Linked DNA regions of Homo sapiens: regions 1 and 3 are each linked to region 2. Evidence: chromatin contacts called from ENCODE Hi-C or POLR2A ChIA-PET data. All regions are on one chromosome and are shown on one strand. The core of a region is the stretch at or near the end of the contact, and the rest is flanking DNA. Distances in the headings are between cores, read along the strand shown.

What was found. A loop is a pair of places that touch in the nucleus more often than their neighbours do. ChIA-PET counts read pairs that join two places held with the same protein, here RNA polymerase II (POLR2A). Pooled maps may share reads with other maps.
Region 1: a loop to region 2 is called in a pooled map, with 2.6 times the contacts of the local background. The contact joins two enhancer-like sites. A Hi-C loop is called at or near these places in 3 of 50 pooled maps. POLR2A ChIA-PET finds 5 or more read pairs at or near these places in 3 of 52 experiments (OCI-LY7, Panc1 and WTC11).
Region 3: a pooled map shows a loop between it and region 2 (2.6-fold over the local background). The contact joins two enhancer-like sites. A Hi-C loop is called at or near these places in 1 of 50 pooled maps. POLR2A ChIA-PET finds 5 or more read pairs at or near these places in 2 of 52 experiments (H1 and Panc1).

The regions. Positions count from the first base shown.
Region 1 is chr13:114,257,155-114,261,534 of GRCh38, forward strand. CDC16 (cell division cycle 16) reads left to right here. Exons shown (of 18, transcript NM_001078645.3): 13 at 1-76; 14 at 2,181-2,244. All of the region lies in intron 2 of LOC105370384 (a long non-coding RNA gene), which reads right to left. Among named protein-coding and RNA genes, the nearest start is that of MIR4502, 14 kb to the right of the region's middle. Within about 2 kb of position 3,002, at least 5 of the 41 ENCODE cell types and tissues checked have a DNase peak (open chromatin) inside an H3K27ac peak, as active enhancers do.
Region 2 is chr13:114,044,894-114,049,535 of GRCh38, forward strand. All of the region lies in intron 3 of RASA3 (RAS p21 protein activator 3), which reads right to left. Among named protein-coding and RNA genes, the nearest start is that of RASA3-IT1, 63 kb to the right of the region's middle. RefSeq lists enhancers at 2,400-3,191, 3,192-3,981. Within about 2 kb of position 2,558, at least 5 of the 41 ENCODE cell types and tissues checked have a DNase peak (open chromatin) inside an H3K27ac peak, as active enhancers do.
Region 3 is chr13:113,835,198-113,839,729 of GRCh38, forward strand. It overlaps GAS6 (growth arrest specific 6), which reads right to left. Exons shown (of 15, transcript NM_000820.4): 5 at 4,531-4,532; 6 at 2,872-2,994; 7 at 316-438. It overlaps GAS6-AS1 (GAS6 antisense RNA 1), which reads left to right. Exons shown (of 5, transcript NR_044995.2): 4 at 2,880-3,050. Among named protein-coding and RNA genes, the nearest start is that of GAS6-AS1, 22 kb to the left of the region's middle. RefSeq lists enhancers at 2,085-2,294, 2,403-2,955, 2,795-2,854, 3,510-4,062, 4,234-4,532. Within about 2 kb of position 2,099, at least 30 of the 41 ENCODE cell types and tissues checked have a DNase peak (open chromatin) inside an H3K27ac peak, as active enhancers do.

The sequences.
Region 1 (4,380 bases), core at 1,752-4,251, 210 kb after region 2:
GCCAAGCTCTGAGCATTGCACCGGAAGACCCTTTTGTTATGCATGAGGTCGGCGTGGTTGCATTTCAGAATGGAGAGTAAGTACTGGAAGACCAGAAACCCTTCTGTTAACTAGTGATTGTAAATACAGTAGGTGATCACTAGAGTTCACTGACAAAAGCGACTCTTCAGTAGATTTGTACTTTTAAATGTTCTATTTTAGGAGAAGGAGATAGAAAAAAAAGAGAGAAACTGTTATCTTGGATTTCCTTAAAAATTCTAAACCCAGGTTTTGGTCTTTTTTTGATCTGAGCTACCACTTCTTTTCTTACATGATTGGACAGTTCAGATTACACATACCCCACAGTGTGGCTGGGGGCACTGTGGAATCCTTAGTTATCTCTGTGTTGATAAGGAGTTGAATTTACGTATTTGAGAAGAATTTGACATGGTTTTTGAAACAAAAGTGTTTTCTATTTAGTTACTAGTAAGTCAGAAAATTTAATTCCTGGTCAGTGTAGGCTTTACTGTACTCTAGAATATTTGTAGAATAAGTGATTTGGTGTTATACTCAAAGAGAAAAATGTATGTAATCCTTTGCATTTCATGATATACAAATTTTAAAATGGTAAATTAGTTTCAGTTTTTTTTGGTTTTTGTTTTTGTTTTTTTGAGATGGAGTCTCGCTGTGTTGCCCAGGCTAGAGTGCAGTGGCGCATTTTCAGCTCACTGCATTCTCTGCCTCCCAGGTTCAAGCGATTCTCCTGCCTCAGCCTCCTGAGTAGCTGGGATTACAGATGCCCACCACCACGCCCGGCTAATTTTTGTATTTTTAGTAGAGACAGGGTTTCACCATGTTGGTCAGGCTGGTCTCGAACTCCTGACCTGGTGATCCGCCTGCCTCAGCCTCCCAAAGTGCTGGGATTACAGGTGTGAGCCTCCACGCTCGGCTGTAAATTAGTATTAATACTACTACAGTGTCATTTATGGCATGTATGTGTTCTAAAAAATGGGTTATCTAGGTATTTTTTAAAAGTTTGAAGCTTTAAAATAAATAGTAATCTTTTAATATAATACAGTAATCATCAGTATTTGCGAATTTGCCTACTCATTAAAATTTATTTGTAACCGCCAAATCAGTTCCTGAGGTGCTTTCTGAGCCATTGGCAGACATGCCCAGGGCTGGGAGAAAGCTGGGTCTCCTGGCACACACACTTCCAGCTGGAGTCTAAGAAGGCAACGCTCTGCCTTTTTTCCCAGTTCAACTATAAACCAGTGTACTTCTTGTGGTCTATTTAGTGCCACAGTTTTCACATTTTTGTGCTTTTTGTTGATGATTTCACTGTTTTGAAATAATCCCCAAGCTTAGTGAAATGCTATCTAGTGTTAATTGTGATACACTTTTGTGTTACAGAGGAAACACATGTATTAGAGAAGCTTCATTCAAGCAGGCATCAGTATTTATAGTGCTGCTGGCCCTGACTTCAATATTGATGAATCAACAATATGTATCAAATAAGACGTCTTTAAATAGAAACACACATAAAACAAGGTTACGCATTGATCAATTAGAGAAAATGTGACCAGAGAATTGCAGGAATCTAACTGTATTTCCCCTGGCAGCCGCGGTTCAATATTTGCTAACTCAGTGTACACAGTGACTTTATAGAACATAAATACTGTGGTTGGGTGCGGTGGCTCCCGTCTGTAATCCCAGCACTTTGGGAGGCCGAGATGGGCATATTGCTTGAGGCCAGGAGTTTGAGACCAGCATGTGCAACATGGCGAAACCCCATCTCTACTAAAAATACAGAAATTAGCCAGGGATGGTGTTGTACACCTGTAATCCCAGCTGTGTCAGGAGGCTGAGGCACAAGAATCACTTAAACCCGGGAGGCAGAGGCTGCAGTGAGCTGAGATCGCACCACTGCACTCCAGCCTAGGTAACAGAGTGAGACTCTTAAAAAAAAAAAAAAAAAAAAGGAATATAAATACTGTATCTCCCAAAATCTTGAAATCTTGAACTCTTGATATTAATGCCGTAAAATTAATCATTTGTGACTTAACTTTGAATTTTTATAATTATTTCCAGCAGTTTACCCCATTGCATTTTAGTACTACTAGAAAGGTAATCAAAAATTTTTTTAAAGTTTATATTTGCTAATTTCGAATAATCTGCAACCTTTTTTCCTTTCATTTTAGATGGAAAACAGCCGAAAAATGGTTTCTTGATGCTTTGGAAAAAATTAAAGCAATTGGGAACGAGGTATTCTTTGTAGTACCTGTAAATATACACATATACACCCCTGAGTGTTTACTGTTAAATGAGGAAAACAACACAGAAATCTCTTGCCTTCGAAGATAGTAACCTGATATTTTCATAACAAGCGGCTGTTAATGTTTGCATTGTCAGTTAACTGTTTTACCACATGGTAAGAAATGAGTTTTTTCCCTAAGAGGGCAAGTGTTGGCGTTTGCTTCTTAAATGGGCTCTAGCTTTGAAACGTGAGAGGCATCAGAATAGATTGGGTGATTATTTGAAGCTAGGAATAGTCATTGGGTCACGGAAACAATTGGGCACTGTAGCGTCAGATGTAATATTCCTCTAGAACTTCAGAGAGCTTCTTTGACTGAAGGGTAAATAAAGTATAGCAGCAGGTCCCACTTCTGAAAGGATAGGGATGGGATAGGTATTACTGAAATTCACACCTTTTGTTGCTGTTACTGCATACTGAGTGTGTATTTGGGCCTTTCCATTTTAAAATATTTGACTGCTTCTGTTGTATGAACGATCCCGTGAATTGGTGCTTATGAGTTAACCTAACAATTATCAAGGATGTGTATATACTGATATTACTTAAAAGTAGTAACAGTTTTAGATACCATAAACTTGCATAGTAAGAGATTTGCATGATGCTCTTCTGTTTCATTCGTGCCTGTTTTGTTTCATTCTATTCTGATTTTCACTTCTCAGCTTCCTGCTGTTACTGTTTGTGCACACCTGCCCACAGTTTTCTTCTCCCTTGGCTGTTAGCTCTCTCTGCTGTTACAGACACAGCTTTGCCTCCCTGCCAAGCGATCTGCCTGTCCCCATAGACACAGCTTTGTTTACTTTGGTCTCTCATGTCATCTGAACTTATAAACACTATTTCTGTGTTTGCACATGCGTGTATATAAAGCAGGTGCCTCTGTCGCATAGTCTTGGGTAGTTCTGGATAATCCAAGTGTTTTGTTAATAGGGGATTGCCACTTGCCACCTTGTCAGTTTTCTAAGAAGTGACTGCCTTATGCCCCAGACGGGCTCAGCAGCATCAGCATCACCTAGAAGCCTGCTAGAAGTGCAGAATCTCAGACCAACTGAATCAAAATCTGCAGTTTTAGCGTGATGCCCAGGGGATTATCACGCACAGAAAAGTTTTGAGAAGCACTTTCCTAAACCATACTTAAGTTGAGCCTGTATTCTTTGATGATTAAGGGGCACTAAATTTAGAGTCTTACAGAAACTTAATGGTTTTAAGTATGAAAGCACAACACTATTGAAATGTCAAAATGCTCATTAAAAAGTTATACGAAGAGGGGGAAAATATTGACTTTATTAGAAACTGCAGCAAATGTCAAAGAGAAACAGTCATGCCTAAGAGTCATTAAATGATTTGTTTTTCATTCACATGGGCTGTGCCTCCTAGAACTGGTCTCAATAGAGTTAGAGAATCTGTGGCTCAGGTCTGTTCATTCATTTAGTTGACATATATTTAATGAGTGTCAGCCATGCCATAGGCTCTGAGCTAGGCCTTGGGATGCAAAGGGGAATGAGTTTACTATTTCCTGACCTCAGATCAACTGGCGAATGTAAGTACGTAAATTGACAGTGAAAATACGGTGCAATTGAGGAACTAAAGGTGCCCACAGAGAAAGGCAGTTCACCCAGAAATGAGCCTTTTGCATACACCTCAGTCCTGAAAGTCATCAGACATCAGCTAGGCAAAAATTAGGGCAAGGGTATTCCAGTGTTTGCAAAAATTGGAGCTAATTCATTATGGCTTGGATTTTGAGTTCACAGAGAATGTCAAGGAGTGGGTCAGGAGGGTTAAGTGTGGATCACTAAAGGCCCAGAATGAAAGAGTTTGTGCCTTATCCTGAGGAGAATGGGAAAACAAAAGGGATTTAAGAAGGAAACAACCCGGTCAGACTTTTATGATTGGGGCCCAGATTTGACTCTGTTAATGAGGAAGGTGAGGACTAAATAGGTTGGAGTTATGCCTAGCAATTAGAAGGAACCAGCCCTGGTGTGCCTCATGGAAGGGTCAGAGGGGGTGGGGGTGCCATTCACTGACTGGAGGGGCACTCAGAAGCAGTGAGGTCAGGGGCTGGGATGGCCAGGGAGAGATGGGTGTGGTGTGTG
Region 2 (4,642 bases), core at 1,308-3,807:
TGGATAAAAATCTTGTAACTGGCACATGATTACAAGTCTTTAATTTTAGAAGTACTTCACTTAATTTTTTAATAGGTAACACAGAAACAGAACAAAATCCACAACATTCAAAAGGATTTAAAATCCCTTCGAGAAGGGATCCCTGCCCCTGCCACCTCATTCCCGACGTGGGGTCACTTCTGTCACCAGCCCCCAACCTTTCCTTCTAGAAGCCAGCCACATTCAACAATGGGGACCGTGGACATTTGAAGCATGCGTGTTCGTATCTCCAGATGCTGACCTGAGAGAATGCCTGATCTAAAAGCCACGGCGTCTACTTAAATTTCTCTGATGTGCCTAATCCACAGGGTTGTCCCCATCTATTTGAGTCACACCGAAAAGTTTACCGAACACTCTGGGCCTCCCTTTCTCACTTGGGCAAAGGCGGCTGCCTTCTCACCACGAGAGGCCGGAAGGGTCACTTTCTTCTGCTGCATCTGTGCTGGCCAGGCCCGTTCAGAAAGGAGGAGCCAGGGGTCTGGAGGGCATCAGACGGGGGACCAGCTGCAGAGGGACCAGAAAAAGGGGAAACAGCCACAGGACACAACTGAGCAAGAGCTGCCCGAGACAGGGAATGCGGCTGAAATGCGCGCGCCTCCCTCTGACCCCACCTGTGTCCCAGCCAGGGCCACGAGGAAAAAACAAAGGCCATACAGATCCCAAAGGAAGAAATAAAAGCCTTTATTCATAGAATGTACAAAAAAAAATCTACAGGCAAAGCTAATAGAACTAATTGGTGTGTTCAGCAAGAACAGAGAACACAAAGTCAGTGTGGAGACGTCGACTGCGTTTGTACATACAAGCAATGACCATGAAAATTACACAAAAACAGCACCTTTCACAAAATTATGCTTTTAGGTTTGTGCTTTTGGTGGACTACCTCAGAAATCTTTAACCACTCCACTAAACACATAAAACACAGGGAAATAAATGTTTTTAAATGTGCAAAATGTGTAGGCTGAAAACACATCACAAAACACTGATGAGAGAAATTGGAAAGACCCAAGCGTGTAAAGATATACCATGTCCATGGATTTGAAGACTCAGTTTTGTTAAGATATTAATTCTCCCCAAATTAATCTATAGATCAATGTAATCCCAGTCAAAATTCCTGTGGGACTATTTTGGAAATTGAGAAGCTCATTCAAAAGTATATATGGCAATTCAAAGCATCTAGAATAGAAAAACAAGTTTAAGAACAAATTTGATGATCTTACACTACAATGTAAGACCTGCTATGAAGCTATAGTGATCAAGACTGCGTGGTATTGGCATGAGGACAGGTGGATCAATATGACACACAGCAGGCGAGCCCCAAATTGGGGCTTAGCCTCAGAGGGTCTGTAGCTTCACTCAGGAAAGAATTCGAGAATGAGGTGGTGGTGGAAGAAAACAGTTTTATGGAGGCGGCAGTGGCAGCTCTGAAACTGCTCCTGCACAGCAGGACTCCCCACGGGCGGGGTGTTGACAGTCTCAGCCGTTCCTGCAGAGAAGGGTTCCCCATAGGCAGGGTGTTGAGAGTGGCACCTCCGGGCACTGCTGCAGTCTTATTTATCCTCACTTTTAACTATATGTCAATTAAAAGATTATGCAGACATTTCTAGAAAAAGGGTGGTAATTTCCGAGTCACGGGGTTGTTCCTATGGAAAGGGGTGGTAACCTCCAGGCGTTGCCATGGCAATGGTAAGGTGACATGGTACACTGGCAGGCGTGTCCGATGGAAAGCTGCTTCCACCCATCCCTGTCTCAGCTAGTCCTCAATTTGGTTCGGTGTCCGAGCCCTGCCTTCAGAGTCCAGTCCCGCCTCCTACCTCAGATGGAAGAGAATACAGAGGCCACAAACAGACCCACACAATGCAGCCAACTAAGCTGTAAATGTGCCAAAGTCATCAACGGAGGAAGGGTCGTCTTTCAGCCAAGGGTGCCGGAACAAAGGGATGTCTACATGGAAAAAACAGAATCCCGACCCTTTTCTTTGTGCTATAAGTGAAAATTAGCTTGAAACAGATCATGGAACTAAATGTGAACGCTGAAAGCACATGCTTTCCAGGAGAAAACCGCCACAACCGTGGAATAGGCAAGACTTTCTTAGACATGACACCACAGGTACAAATCATACAAGAAAAAAATGTGATAAACTGGACCATCGAAATTAAAAACTTCTGTTCTTCAAAGCCAATGGTAAGAAAATGAAATACAAGCCACAAACTGGAAGAAAATATTTGCAAAGCACACTTGTGATAGACTCGTATCCAGAATATACAGGGAACTTTAAAAAGTAACAAGAAAACAACCCAATTAAAAGGGCAAAAGATTTGAACAATGTACTAAAGAAGGAATGGAGCTGTCACTAAGCCCAAGAAAAGGTCCTCGACGCCACTCTTCACGGACACGCAATAAAAGCCACAGTGAGACAGTACACACCTATGGGAGTGCAAACGGTAACTAGAGAATAAAAACTCACAGTCCTAAGGGCCGGGCAGGATGCGAAATACCTGCTGCTCTCACCCGCTGCTGGAGAGAAGGCAGACTGGGTGACCACTTGGAGACACGGTTGGGTAGTTTTAATGAAAGTAAACACACACCCTACAGTGACCCAGCAACCTCGCTCCCACGCATTTATCTCAGAGTAAGAAACAGAAACATTGTCCACACAAAGACCTATCCGAGAATGTTTACGGTGACTTTATTCATAATTCCTGAGGATTAGACACAATCCAGAGGGTGGATGAGGCGGCTGAGCTGTGTCTGTATGATGGAAACCCACGGGCAGTGGAAGGGGGCGGCCTGGCTCACAGCCGCACAGCGCGGGACCAGCGCAGTGGCAGAGGGCACGGCCCCTCCAGGGTTTGAGTCACGTGGCCTCCTGGAAAAGGCAACTGTGGGAACAGGCCTCAGAGCAGTGGCTGCCCGGGGCTGTGGGCCAGGGTAGGAAATCCACCCCAAAGGGGCCCAAAGGAGTGTTCCGGGCTGTGGGAACATATCTTAGCTGTGCTGCTGTCTACACAACTGCATACACTGGTGAAGGCTACACCTAACAGTGAACTTTACCATATGTCAGTTGCAGACCACCTGATTTATACACAAAGAACGGAGGTCTCGGCCGGGCGCGGTGGCTCACGCCTGTAATCCCAGCACTTTGGGAGGCCGAGGTGGGCGGATCACGAGGTCAGGAGATAGAGACCACCTTGGCTAACACGGTGAAACCCCGTCTCTACTGAAAATACAAAAAATTAGCCGGGCGTGGTGGCGGGCGCCTGTAGTCCCAGCTACTCGGGAAGCTGAGGCAGGAGAATGGCGTGAACCCGGGAGGTGGAGGTTGCAGTGAGCCGAGATCGCGCCACTGCCCTCCAGCCTGGGCGACAGAAAGAGACTCCGTCTCAAAAAAAAAAAAAAAGAAGAAGAAAAGAATGGAGGTCTCACTGCACCCCCACCCCATTGGGAAGCCTCAGAGAGTCTCTAGGGGCTGGAGGGGCAAATGGAGGGGGACATGGTGCTACCAGAGCCGGGGCCCAGAGGAAGGTGGAGGCCTAGCGGGAAAAGGAGGGAGGCGCCAGGATCGGGGGCGGAGACCCCAATGCTCCTGACAGCACCGAGCCGGGCCTCGCGCATTTCCGTGGTTCCCGCATCCCAGCTGCGGGGAGCCATAGTTTCCGGTCTGTGCTCTGTGAGGGCAGCGCCCGGCAGCCGAGTCCAGGCAGAGGCCGCCTCCCTGCGCCTGGAATCCCGAAGGAGCCTGCGCCCCGTGTGTCCCGCAGGTCACGGCCCTGCAGCTGGGAGCCCGGCTTGACTGACAGTTCCCGCCGGCAGCAGCGCTCTGTGGGCCATGGACCCAGGGACAGAGGAGGCTACGGTCACGCCGCCCGGGACCCGCCGACACTGGACACTTCTCCTGCTCCTGCTGTGGCGGGAGCTGACTGCAGCCGGTGGAGGTGCCGGGGTGGGCTGGGGAGGGCTGAGGGCAGGCCTTTATTTCCCCAAGTCTCACTTGCCGGGGCGCCGTATCCCGGCACGGCTTCAGCTGCCTTTCTCGGTTTCTGTCGCCACCGCCCTCCCCCTCCAGGCTGAAGATGCCCTCCCGTCCCCAACCCACACCCCCGACCCCATAGGAATGCACCCCCACTTCCTTCTGGCACCTGCCAGTGCACCTCTCACTCCTGGACCTGAACTTGCAACTGAGCACAGCTGTGGCTGCCCCAAGGGAAACTTGCTGGCAGGTGGGGTTTCCTCAGGGCGTGGGCGGCTGCTAGAAACGAGAACCAGGAGAACCACGCAGCCAGGAAGCCAGTGGCCACCGCGCACTTCCACCCAGAAACGCATTCCCCAGAACCTGGTGTTTCATGCCCGGTAACAACATAATTACCATCATAAAGATAAATCGTTACCGGAGATCCAGACAGCCACCCATTTTCATAGCTGCGAAAGCCACAGTGAAACATCTAAGTCCAGTCACCATAATCGTAAAGCCACCAAGAACTACTAGCAGACGACGTCAACAGAATGATTAATAAACATCTTATTTGGTTATTTTCAGAGCATATAACTCCAGAACTAACTTGATCAGCTTCTCTTACTAAAATGTGCAAAAATTTTTTAAATTTCT
Region 3 (4,532 bases), core at 849-3,348, 210 kb before region 2:
GCTTGCTGCTCCCCGTCCCTTTGGGGAGAGGCCCCGTCTATGCAGGTGGAGAAGGGTACACACGTGTGTACATGCGGTGTATATGCATGTGTGCGGTTCGTTCATGTGCACAAGGGGCATGGGTGCCTGTGTGTGCTCACGTGTGTGCGGGCATGGTGGTAGCACAGGCCATTACCAGGCTGATAGAAACAGGGAGAAAGAGACTTTCTTTCACCAGAAGCACCCGGTTGTTAGCAACCGGCTCGGGCAGTGACTGGCACCCGTGTCTAGACTTGGGCGTCAGAGAAAGCGAGGGTGACCGCGTGGCGTGGGTACCTCGGCAAGCCTTCTCCTGGGAGCTGTACGCAAAGCCCTCGTCACAGAGGCAGGAGTAGGAGCCGGGCAGGTTCTTGCAGCGCGCCTCCCCGCAGGCCTCCGAGTCTGCGCACTCGTCTATGTCTGCAAGCAAAAAAAAACCGGCCAACCGCAGCACAGCGGCATCTCAGACGGGGCTGGGGCAGGCGGCTGCAGGGACTGGCCAGGGCACCACCCAGAGGTCGCATCCAGACTCTGTGGGGCCAGCGCGCCCTGGCCCCATTTCCCTGCCCTCCTCCCCTGACCGGGCAGCTCCCGGGGTGTTGGTGCACGCTTCTGATCAAGGCCCGGCTGGGAAGGCTGACTTCAGCCCAGCAGGTGGAGAGCTGGGAAGGGCCCTGCTTGGTGGAGGGGTGGGGGGCGGCGGTGCACGCTGTGCTGTTCCATTTAAATGACGGTGCTACAGGACACGGGGCCGTAAAAAGTAACCCCCCGGGGGCATTTGAAACTAAAACCCCAACCCCAAAGAGAAGCATTTACTGGTTTCAATCAATTTTCACTACCGGGTTAAACCACAATCCTAAGACTTGAGCATCTAATGTGGGACAGATGCTGTTTACGGCCAAGCACCCTGGGGTAGGAGGGGCAACCCTGAAATGAAGAGCCCTTTAGTCACCAGAGGAGAGCAAAGGCAGGGGCACGGAGAAAGGTGGGGGAGGAGAAGGGGGAGTAGGAGTGGGAGGAGGAAGGGGGGAGGGGAAGGAGGAAGAGGAGGAGGAGGAGGGGGAGAAGGGGGAGGGGGAGAAGGGGGAGGGGGAGAAGGGGAGGGGGAGAAGAGGAGGGGGAGGGGAGGAGGGGAGGAGGAGGGGGTAGGGAGAGGATGGAGAGGAGGGGGAGGAGGGGGAGGAGGAGGAGGGGGAGGAGGAGGGGGAGGGGGAGGAGAATGGGGAAGGGAAGGAGGAGGACGGAGGGGGAGGAGGACGGAGGGGGAGGACGACGGAGGGGGAGGAGGAGGAGAAGCAGGGAGGAAGAGGAGAAGGTGAGGGAGGGGTGGGGGAGGAGGTGAGGGAGGGGGTGGGGAGGGGTGAGGGAGGGGGTGGGGAGGGGTGAGGGAGGGGGTGGGGAGGGGTGGGGGAGGAGGAGGAGAGGGGAAATAAGGATGGGGGAGGAGGAGGGGGAAAAAGAGGAGGGGGAATGAGGAGGAAGAAGAGGGGAATGAGGAGGAAGAAGAGGGGAATGAGGAGGAGGAGGGGGAGGAAGAAGATGGGGAGGAAGAGGGGGAGTGGGGGGAGGAGGAGAAGAAAGAGGAGGAGGAAGATGAGGAGGAGGAGGAAGATGGGGAGGAGGAGGGGGAGTGGGGGGGAGGAGGAGGGGGAGTGGGGAGAGGAGGAGGGGGAGTGGGGAAAGGAGGAGGGGGAATGGTGGGGAGGAAGAGGAAGATGGGGAGGAGGAGGAGAGGACGGGAATGCCTCTGTCACTGTGGGCAGTAACTGTGAGCCTAGACTTTGCCGGGAGTGCCCGACTGGTGCAGGGACCCACGGGAGATGCTTTAGACGTCATCTCTCAGGATCGGCCTAGTCTTCACCTCTCTTTAAACCTGGGGTGCTGCTGTCTTCCAGGTCAGGGATAGAGCAGTGATGGGAGGGGCTCTGTCCTCGGCGGGGAAATGGGTTTATGTGTTAAGATGGGAATCACGTCATCTGCACACAGGGCTAACTCCTGGGTGGTCAGGGAAGGGAACCACCAAAGTGGACAGAAATAGCAGCTGCCTTTTGAAATCGGGGGATGGGGTGTGGCCCCTCCTGTCTGGTCAGATTCACTCTCCAGATCCTGGGGCTGTTTCTCCCTGAGCAACTGTCTGTCCTGTCCACGCAGTTCGGTGTCCTGGACAGTCAGCAGCAGCGCTAAGAACTATGCCAGAAACTCTCAGGGACACGCCTGGGCATGTCCAGATACAACGTGGGGAGGGAGGAGGAAGGTGCTCCCCCTGCAAAGTGGCAAAGGGCCAGTGGCAGCAGCAGCACCTGGAACAGCGTCGGGGGCGCGCACATTCACAGTGACTTTCTGGGGTGTCCTGGGGCTCCCCAGCTCTGGCCCTGGGCTGAGGGAACCCCAGACTGAAATATGAAAGGAAGTGGGGAGGGCAGGGCTATATTTAGTGGACAGAGGGAGACCAACAACGGGGTGCTTCTGGGGATGCTGGGGAGAGTGGACGGCGGGGGGACCCTAGCCTGGAGCCCTGACCCACAAGCTCACTACACAAGTGCCTGGAGCACTTCCAGGCTCTGTGAGGCTCTGGGGAATGGACGAGGCCCTACAGCCAGCAGTGTGGCCTCATGGGCTGGGCCGGCCCCCTGAGTCCTGGCCCTCAGATGCCGGGTGAGTCATCCTGGTGTGGTGCCGAGCAGCTCCCTGTGCTGCGGCTGGCCTGGGCTTGTGTAGTCTCTGCAGGATGCCCCATCCCATCCAGAACCACAGGAACCCAGCCAGCAGCAGCCGCTTGCAGAAGAGCAGACATGACCGAAAATAGAAGGTGGGGAGAGGAGAGAGGAGAGAGGCCTCACCCCAGGGCCTTACCTTGGCAGGTCCTGCCATCAGAGGAGAGCTCGAAGCCGCTGTGGCAGGAACAGTGGAAGCTACCCGGCTTGTTGTGGCAGATCTGGAGGCAGCCCCCGTTCTCCTGGCTGCATTCGTTGACATCTGGGAACAAGCACAGGCCTGAAGGGGAGCCCAAGGGTGCACAGCCCCTGGCTACGGTAGGAAGAGATCCCAGAGGTGCACAGCCCAGCCCTGGAGCAGGGAGGGAGCCCAGAGGTGCACAGCCCAGCCCTGGAGCAGAGAGAGATCCCAAAGGTGCACAGCCCAGCCCTGGAGCAGGGAGGGAGACCAGGGGTCACAGCCTAGCCCCGGAGCAGGAGGAAGGGACCCCGGGGGTGCACAGCCCAGCCCTGGAGCAGGGAGGGAGCCCAGGGGTGCACAGCCCAGCCCCGGAGCAGGAGGAGGGGACCCCGGGGGTGCACAGCCCAGCCCTGGAGCAGGGAGGGAGCCCGGGGGTGCACAGCCCAGCCCCGGAGCAGGAGGAAGGGACCCCGGGGGTGCACAGCCCAGCCCTGGAGCAGGGAGGGAGCCCGGGGGTGCACAGCCCAGCCCCGCAGCAGGAGGAAGGGACCCCGGGGGTGCACAGCCCAGCCCTGGAGCAGGGAGGGAGCCCGGGGGTGCACAGCCCAGCACTGGAGCAGGGAAGGAGCCGGGGGGGTGCACAGCCCAGCACTGGAGCAGGAGGAAGGGACCGCGGGTGTGCACAGCCCAGCCCTGGAGCAGGGAGAGAGCCTGGGAGTGCACAGCCCAGCCCCCGAGCAGAGAGAGATCCTAGAGGTGCACAGCCCAGCCCTGGAGCAGAGAGGGACCCCAGGGCTTGGACCTCACACCCCACTCAGCAGCCCTAGCGTTTCATGGCCCCTGGTCCTGGCCTTGCGTGTGGAGGTAGATGGTGGGAGGGCATGGGGGATCCCCAGCTGCGGTCTCAGCCTGGGGAGCTGCTGGCAGTCACAGCCCACAGGGCTCAGCTCCCTGGATGCCCATGTGCTTGCAGGAGGAGGCTGCAGGCCAGGAGTGACCTCTGGGTGCCGAGGACAGACAAGGCCAGGCCAGAGCTGGCCACTCCTTAGCAAAGCCCTCCCAGGCCACCTGTGGGGTAGGATTTGCCAAAGGGGACAGGCTGGCCTGCTGGGCTCTCCACTATGGGTCTCCACCAGGCCCTGGAGCTATTCTTCCTCCAGGGTCTTCACTGACACCACAGGTCTACACTGAAGGACGGTCAGAGGTGAAATCTCCCCCCGGCCTTTCAATCAGTGGGTGCCACTGACACCACAGGTCTGCACTCAAGGACGGTCAGAGGTGAAATTTCCCCCCCGCCTTTCAATCAGTGGGTGCCACTGACACCACAGGTCTGCACTCAAGGACGGTCAGAGGTGAAATTTCCCCCCCCGCCCTTCAATCAGTGGGTGCTGAGGCATCACTTGGTGTTTCCTTTCCTTCCAGCCCTGCTCCCAGAAAGGAGACTGCAGCTCCTCCCAATTCTCCTGGGGCTCCAGGATACCTCAGGGCTGCAGCCTCCTTGGGGCTGTCGGAGAGCAGCCTGAGGATGGCCGTGCCCCGGAGTGGGAGTGAGGAGCGGGGATCAGGGCAGGGTCGGAGATGGAGGGAGACCCCGCCTTTGTCTTCAGCCTCACGTACCT